Linked DNA regions of Homo sapiens: region 2 is linked to region 1. The links are chromatin contacts, found by Hi-C or POLR2A ChIA-PET in ENCODE. All regions are on one chromosome and are shown on one strand. The core of a region is the stretch at or near the end of the contact, and the rest is flanking DNA. Distances in the headings are between cores, read along the strand shown.

Region 1 (3,716 bases), core at 795-3,294:
CTCTGTCAACATTTCACTTCTCTGAAAAGACTCTCACTTCCAACAGAAAGTGCTTTGTAACACAACAATGAGGCTGGGCGAGGTGGCTCATGCCTGTAATCCCAGCACTTTGGGAAGCTGAGGCGAGTGGATCACGAGGTCAGAAGTTCGAGACCAGCCTGACCAATATGGTGAAACCCCGTCTCTACTAAAAATACAAAAATTAGTTCCGTGTGGTGGCGTGAGCCTGTAATCCCAGCTACTCAGGAGGCTGAGGCAGGAGAATGGCTTGAACCCAGGAGATGGAGGTTGCAATGAGCCGAGATCACGCCACTGCACTCCAGCCTGGGCAACAGAGTGAGACTCCGTCTCAAAAAAAAAAAAAAAAGAATGAGAACATATGGACACAGGGAGGGGAACAATACACACAAACAAAATTTAGAAACAGGTGAAAATAATTTTAGTAATATTTTTACTAATACTGATATGCTCAAAATATTATTATTTCAATAAGTAATCTAAAAATTATTGAGATGTCTTATGTTCTTTTCATCATACTAAGCCTTTAATATTTGGTGTGTATTTTACACTCACAGCACATCTCAATTTGCAGTCCCCATGTTTCAAGCACTAAATAACCATGTGTGTCCGGTGGCTACCATACTGGACAGCGTTGATCTGAAATCGCATCTGTATGCATCACCAGCATATTTGCAGAGATCCCCATCTCAGCAGCACACCTGAGGCTCATCTGCGAAAGCACCTGCAACTTCTCTACAACCTCCCACATCACCTCCAAACACATCCTCATGTCATCTGCAAACACACCCATAGCTCACAGGCCAATGCCTAAATATCATTGCAGGCACCTTCAGAGAAAGCACTTACTAAAGGGGTATACTTGATTCCACATCTGCTTTGACCTGCAAATCTCCCTTCTCCTTTACATACATTTGCATCTCATTTGTATGTCAATCTAAATCCACTGGCAGAGCCTCAGATCATCATCTCAAAGTCAGGTGGATGTGGGGCTGGGCAGGCCTCCAGGTGTTCCTCCTCCTGCTTCCTCTGGGGCTCTTGATCCTCCTCCTCTTCCTTGCTGCTCTCCTCCTCCTCCTCCAATATGGTGACCAGTTCCTCCCGCAGCGCCCCCATCTCCAGCCCCAGGCTGCACAGCTGTCCCAGCAGCTGGACATCCACTCGGCGCAGGTTCCCCTGCCAGTAGGAAGGGGACGTCACAGGGATGCCACCCCAGAGAGCAAGGGGTCTCTCCAGGACCTGGGTGAGAGCAGGTCCCAACTCATGTCCTGGCCACAGCGCCTGGGCAGGGTCCTCACTGTGCCCATGGACCCTAACTGCCTTCCTGCTTCTCAGAGTGTCTCTTGATCTCTAACTCTTCTCTTTGTCTCTCCATTTCATTGTCCCTGACTTCTCTCTCTCTGTCTCCTCCCTCTCTTATCTATATCTGTCCCTGTTTCCCTTTGTCTCTGTCCCCATTTATTTTTTGTCTTTCCATGCCCCTGTCTCTCTGTCTTTATGTGTTGCCATTTCTCTGCCCCTGCCTTTGGCTCTCTTTCTCTCGCTTGCCCTCTCTCTGCCCTCCCCAACTTTCTCAAATTCAGTCTGTCTCTCCATCTCTGTTCCTGCTCTCCGTCTCTGCTTCCCACCTCTGTCCCTCTCTTTTGGGATCTCCCTGTCCCCACCTCTGTTCCCGTCCCTCACTCTATGTCTGTCTCTCGGTGTCTGTACATGCCTCTCATGTCTCTGCTTCTATCTCTCAGATTCTGTTTTTCGATCTCTGGCCTTCTCTATTTTTGTTCATTTCCATTCATTCTCATTTCCTCTCTTTCTCTTTCCCTTCCAAACCCCTCACTCACCAGCTCCTCCCTGATCCACAGCAGACTATCGCAGGCACCTCCAGTGTCTGCCCCTGCAGTCCTGAGGGTCTGACCAGGGATTTCCACTGGGGAGACCTCCCTCAGGGCCTGGGGGGGTGGGCCCAGCCCCGGAGGCACCAGTCCAGCCTGATTCAGCTGCCTCCACAGTTCCATCGTCTCTGAGCTATGGCTGCAAGGAGCAGGAAGTAGCAAGGTCCAGGGTGGCCTGGTCCCCTGGGGAGCTGTGTGCGTGGTGGAGAGTAAAGGGCAGAGGGAGTGGGATGGGGGTTCCTGGGAAAGGTATCCCAAAGTCCACTCTTCAGAGAGAATCAGCTGGCCTTGTGCTTTTCTTTTTCCTTCTGAAGTCTAACCTCAACTCTGCTCACAGGGTTCAAACATAGCCTCTTGCAGAGGTCTAACTCCACCCTTCCCTGCCTGTCTCAGGCCTGACCCCTCAGGGGCGCTCAGTGTCTGTAGATGCCTGGCACCCTCTGTCCTTCCACCTGCCCCCCACCACCACTTCTCCAGCCTCTCCTCAGCCTCCATTTGACCTCTGGCTTGCCCATAGCTTGGTCCTTGCTTGTCCTCTTGGCACGGGTCATCCTAGGGCTTTCCCACCAGTGTGCCTTTGGGGGCAGGAATGGCTCCCAGGGGCACCAAGACAGCAATCCCTTAGCTGGAGTGCCTGTGTCCAGGCTGCTGGCCTAGGGCCAAGCAGCCAATTCTGCTGACCCTGGACTTGCCTATGGGTATATTATCCCTGTTGAGGGTGAGGGCTTCTGCTGTGGAAAAGTCTGGGAAGCACTGCAGGCCTCTCTCGGCCTTGGACCCTTCCTTCAGACCCAAGGTGCATATATATACATATATATAATGGTAGATCACGAGGTCAGGAGATCAAGACCATCCTGGCCACATGGTGAAACCCCGTCTCTAGTAAAACACAAAAAATTAGCCGGGCATGCTGCCGCGTGCCTGTAGTCCCAGCTACTCGGGAGGCTGAGGCAGGAGAATGGTGTGAACCCAGGAGGTGGAGGTTGCAGTAAGCCAAGATCACGCCACTGCATTCCAGCCTGGCGACAGAGCAAGACTCCATCTTAAAATAAACAAATGAACAATATATATATATATGTATTTTGTTTTTTGAGACAGAGTCTCGCTCTGTCATCCAGGCTGGACTGCAGTGGTGCAATCTTGGCTCACTGCAACCTCCGCCTCCCGGGTTCAAGCGATTCCCCTGCCTCAGCCTCCTGAACAGCTGGGGTTACAGGTGCACGCCACCACACCTGGCGAATTTTTGTATGTTTAGTGGAGACGGGGTTTCACCATGTTAGCCAGGCTGGTCTCAAACCCCTGACCTCAGGTGATCTGCCCACCTCGGCCTCCCAAAGTGCTGGGATTACAGGCGTGAGCCAACGCGCCCAGCCCCAAGTCCCTTTTACCATAGAAAGTAACATAGTCACAGTGCCCAGGGATTCACAGGTATGGGGAGAGGGTTCGTTATTCAGCTGCCACACCCACCTTCCTAAACCTGCTGCCCTTCCAGTTTCCTCACGTGCACAGCCACGCCCGTCTGCTTTTAGTTTCTCAATCTGTTGGCTTAACCTTCAAAACAGGCCCAGGATTTGAGCACTTCTCACCATTCCCTCTGCCCCATCCCCATTCATCTCTTGCCTAGACTGCTACAGCAGCCTCTTTTACTGGTCCCCTGCATCCACCCTTGCCCTCTAAGGCAAGGGTCCCCAGTCCCTGGGCCAAGGACCAGTACCAGCCCCTCGCCTGCTAGGAACTGGGCCGCACAGCAAGAGATGAGCAGCGGGTAAGTGAGCATTACCGCCTGAGCTCCGCCTCCTGTCACATCAG
Region 2 (3,716 bases), core at 499-2,998, 980 kb before region 1:
GAATCACTTGAACCCGGGAGGCAGAGGTTGCAGTGAGTTGAGATCCTGCCACTGCACTCCAGCCTGGGCAATAGAGCAAGACTCCGTCTCCAAAAAAAAAAGAAATGTTAAAAATGGTTTTAACACTAGCCTCTCCCCTTTATTTGCACCCTAGGACACCAAAGGCACCACAGAAAGCCAAACAAGCATTCCAGAGCCTGCCAGCAATTTCTCAAACAATGTCAGCTAAGAAGCTTTGCTCTGCCTTTGTAGGAGCTCTGAGCGCCCACTCTTCCAATTAAACATTCTCAGCCAAGAAGACAGTGAGCACACCTACCAGACACTCTTCTTCTCCCACCTCACTCTCCCACTGTACCCACCCCTAAATCATTCCAGTGCTCTCAAAAAGCATGTTTTTCAAGATCATTTTGTTTGTTGCTCTCTCTAGTGTCTTCTTCTCTCGTCAGTCTTAGCCTGTGCCCTCCCCTTACCCAGGCTTAGGCTTAATTACCTGAAAGATTCCAGGAAACTGTAGCTTCCTAGCTAGTGTCATTTAACCTTAAATGCAATCAGGAAAGTAGCAAACAGAAGTCAATAAATATTTTTAAATGTCACAGATCAAAATTGTTTCCTTCAAATGGGGTCTGCCAATTCACAACCAGATGACCCATTTTACCCTATTCACTGCAGACTGAATCCAGATTCTACACATACTTATCCCCACCAAGACCCTCACTCTGTCTCCATTGGCCTACTTGTTCATCTTTCACTCATTCGACAAATCTTTCTGAGGTAAGAGCGAGGTGGGACAAAAAAAAAAAAGCATACCAATGAACCAGACACGGTCTTATTAAAGATAATATAGGTTTAAAAAAAAAACTTGGCACAGTTTCTTAGCACTTAGGCAGCCTTTGGTATTTATGACTACTATCATCACCATTACCACCATCATTATCAGTCATTGTCATCAGTGGTCACTGTCTTCTGTGAGTTTCCAATCTAGTACAGGATCATAGTTCAGGGCTAGAGAGATGGCATGGAGTATCTCAAATGCCATTCAGAAGGGCCTCAAGCTATAAAAGTGGGAAGGCATGACATTAGTTTTTAACATGAGAGTTAAATGATCAGAATGACAATATAAGGAAATTAAACTAGCAACCTGGCTGGGCGTGGTGGCTCACACCTGTAAACCCAGCACTTTGGGAGGCCCGGGGGCGGGGGGTGGGGGTGGATCACTTAAGGTCAGGAGTTTGAGACCAGCCTGGCCAACATGGCAAAACCCCATCTCTACTAAAAATATAAAAATTAGCCGGGCGTGGCAGTGCACGCCTGTAGTCCCAGCTACTTGGGAGGCTGAGGCAGGAGAGTCGCTTGAACCCAGGAGGTGGAGGCTTCAGTGAGCCAAAATGGTACCACTGCACTCCAGCCTGGGCAACAGAGAAAGACTTGTCTCAATAAGTAAATAAATAAATAATCTGGCAACCATTTGTAGGAATGAACAAAGAGGGAAATAATTATTACAACAACTACAGAGACTGCCCCCTGAATGACGCTTTCCTCAGACATTAGAAGGAAAGAGAAAAAAGGAACACTCATCCAGCATCTGGCTTCTGTCATCCCAGATGACACGGAGGCCTAAATTGGGATGCTTGCCTTATGAGAAGAAACATTTTAACGGAGTGGTGGGTGGGGTGGGGCCCTATTTATGACACAAGAGAGCAAGCCCCTCCCTTCTTGTAAGAGAGTGCTAGGCACATAGCCTCCTCCTATTCCTAATCCTCCCACCAAAGAAAGAGGCACAGAGTTCATTACTTAGTGGGGGCCAGCTGTGATCGGCCAACTGCCAGCTGCCTTAAAAAGGAAGACCAGTGATGCTAGGATGGAGTGAAACCCAAGAGGAAGTGCCATCATGAGGAATCAATGAGAGATCTGTGAAGAGAGAGGGCTGGGTGGGAGCCCAGAAGGATAGAACCTGGAAGATCAATATCTCCCGTGAGGGAAATAACAATGGAGCCAGGTTCTAAGTCAGTGTCTAGGTCAGACTGGCAACCTGAACCACACCAGAGGCCTATAACCCCGCTAGAGCCTGGGCCAGAAAAGACACCCATAGCCCAGCCAGAATCGAAGACTCTGCAGGGATCCAATACCCAACAGAAGCCTGCTTCAAACCAAAGACCCCTCACCCAGCAGGAGACCCCTGCACAACATGATGCTGAATCCCAGAAGGAACCTAGAGCCCAACAAAAATCTGCTTCACAAGAGGAATTTCTTGCCCCACAGAAGCCCGCACCACAGCAATCACCTTACATCCAAAGGGTGCTGCTCACTCAACAGGAAGCTGCCTCCCAGCAGGGACCTGGGCTAGGAAAAGAATCTATAACTCAACAGGAGCCAGCATTGAGACAAAGACATGTAGCCCAGCCAGGGCCTGGGCCAGGAGAGCCACCTCCAGCTCAACAAGAAGCTGAATCAACACCTGCGGCCCAGGCTAAACCTGGAGCCAAAAGGGAGCCATCTGCCCCGACTGAATCTACGTCCCAAGAGACACCTGAACAGTCAGACAAGCAAACAACGCCAGTCCAGGGAGCCAAATCCAAGCAGGGATCTTTGACAGAGCTGGGATTTCTAACAAAACTTCAGGAACTATCCATACAGCGATCAGCCCTAGAGTGGAAGGCACTTTCTGAGTGGGTCACAGATTCTGAGTCAGAATCAGATGTGGGATCATCTTCAGACACAGATTCTCCAGCCACGATGGGTGGAATGGTGGCCCAGGGAGTGAAGCTAGGCTTCAAAGGAAAATCTGGTTATAAAGTGATGTCAGGATACAGTGGGACGTCGCCACATGAGAAAACCAGTGCTCGGAATCACAGACACTACCAGGATACAGGTGAGTGTGAATCTGGAGGAATTGAAGCCTCTCAGGGACAGTCATTCATTTACTTAAAAAATACTAAAAACTTACGGTGTATCAGGTTAGCTCTGGTCATCCTTCAACAATCCTGAGATAAAGATCAACATCCCCATTATTAAAAAAAAAAAAAAAAAAAAAAAAGGCTGGGCGCAGTGGCTCACACCTGTAATCCCAGCACTTTGGGAGGCCGAGGCAGATGGATTGCTTGAGGCCAGGAGTTCAAGACCAGCCTAGCCAAGATGGTGAAACACCGTCTCTACTAAAAATACAAAAATTAGCCAGGCGTGGTGGCAGGTGCCTGTAATCCCAGCTACTCGGGAGGCTGAGGCAGAGAAACACTTGAACCCGGGAGGCAAAGGTTGCAATGAGCTGAGATCGTGCCACTGCACTCCAGCCTGGGTGACAGAGTAAGACTCCATCTCAAAAAAAGAAAAAAACAAAGTCTCACTCTGTCGCCCAGGCTGGGGTGCACTGGTATGATCATGGCTCACTGCAGCCTCAAACTCCTGGGCTCAAGCGATCCTCATACCTCAGCCTCCGGAGTAGGTGGGACTACAAGTGCACCACCATGCCCCGCTAATTTTTACATTTTCCGTAGAGACGTGGCCTCGCTATGTTGCCCAGGCTGGTCTCGAACTCCTGGCCCCAAGCAAGCCTCCCACCTCAGCTTCCCAAAGTGCTGAGATTACAGGCATGAGCCACCGAGCACCTGGCCAACATCCTCATTTTAGAAATGAGGACATCAGGTAGAAAATAAAGAAGTAAGGGTTCTTGCACAGGGCCATGCAGTTAGGAAGTGGCAAAGTCAGGATTTGAAGCCGGG

Evidence for each region. A loop is a pair of places that touch in the nucleus more often than their neighbours do. ChIA-PET counts read pairs that join two places held with the same protein, here RNA polymerase II (POLR2A). Pooled maps may share reads with other maps.
Region 2: a map with no recorded cell type shows a loop between it and region 1 (6-fold over the local background). The contact joins the promoter of LIPE here to the promoter of ERICH4 in region 1. A Hi-C loop is called at or near these places in 1 of 37 single-sample maps with no recorded cell type and 2 of 50 pooled maps. POLR2A ChIA-PET finds 5 or more read pairs at or near these places in 1 of 52 experiments (H1).

Annotation. Positions count from the first base shown.
Region 1 is chr19:41,441,484-41,445,199 of GRCh38, reverse strand. ERICH4 (glutamate rich 4) reads right to left here and starts at 2,044. Exons shown (of 2, transcript NM_001130514.3): 1 at 1,857-2,044; 2 at 435-1,194. The coding sequence starts at 2,030. The coding sequence ends at 976.
Region 2 is chr19:42,425,420-42,429,135 of GRCh38, reverse strand. LIPE (lipase E, hormone sensitive type) reads left to right here and starts at 1,748. Exons shown (of 10, transcript NM_005357.4): 1 at 1,748-2,869. The coding sequence starts at 1,987. It overlaps CXCL17 (C-X-C motif chemokine ligand 17), which reads left to right. Exons shown (of 4, transcript NM_198477.3): 4 at 155-858. The coding sequence ends at 252. All of the region lies in intron 1 of LIPE-AS1 (LIPE antisense RNA 1), which reads right to left.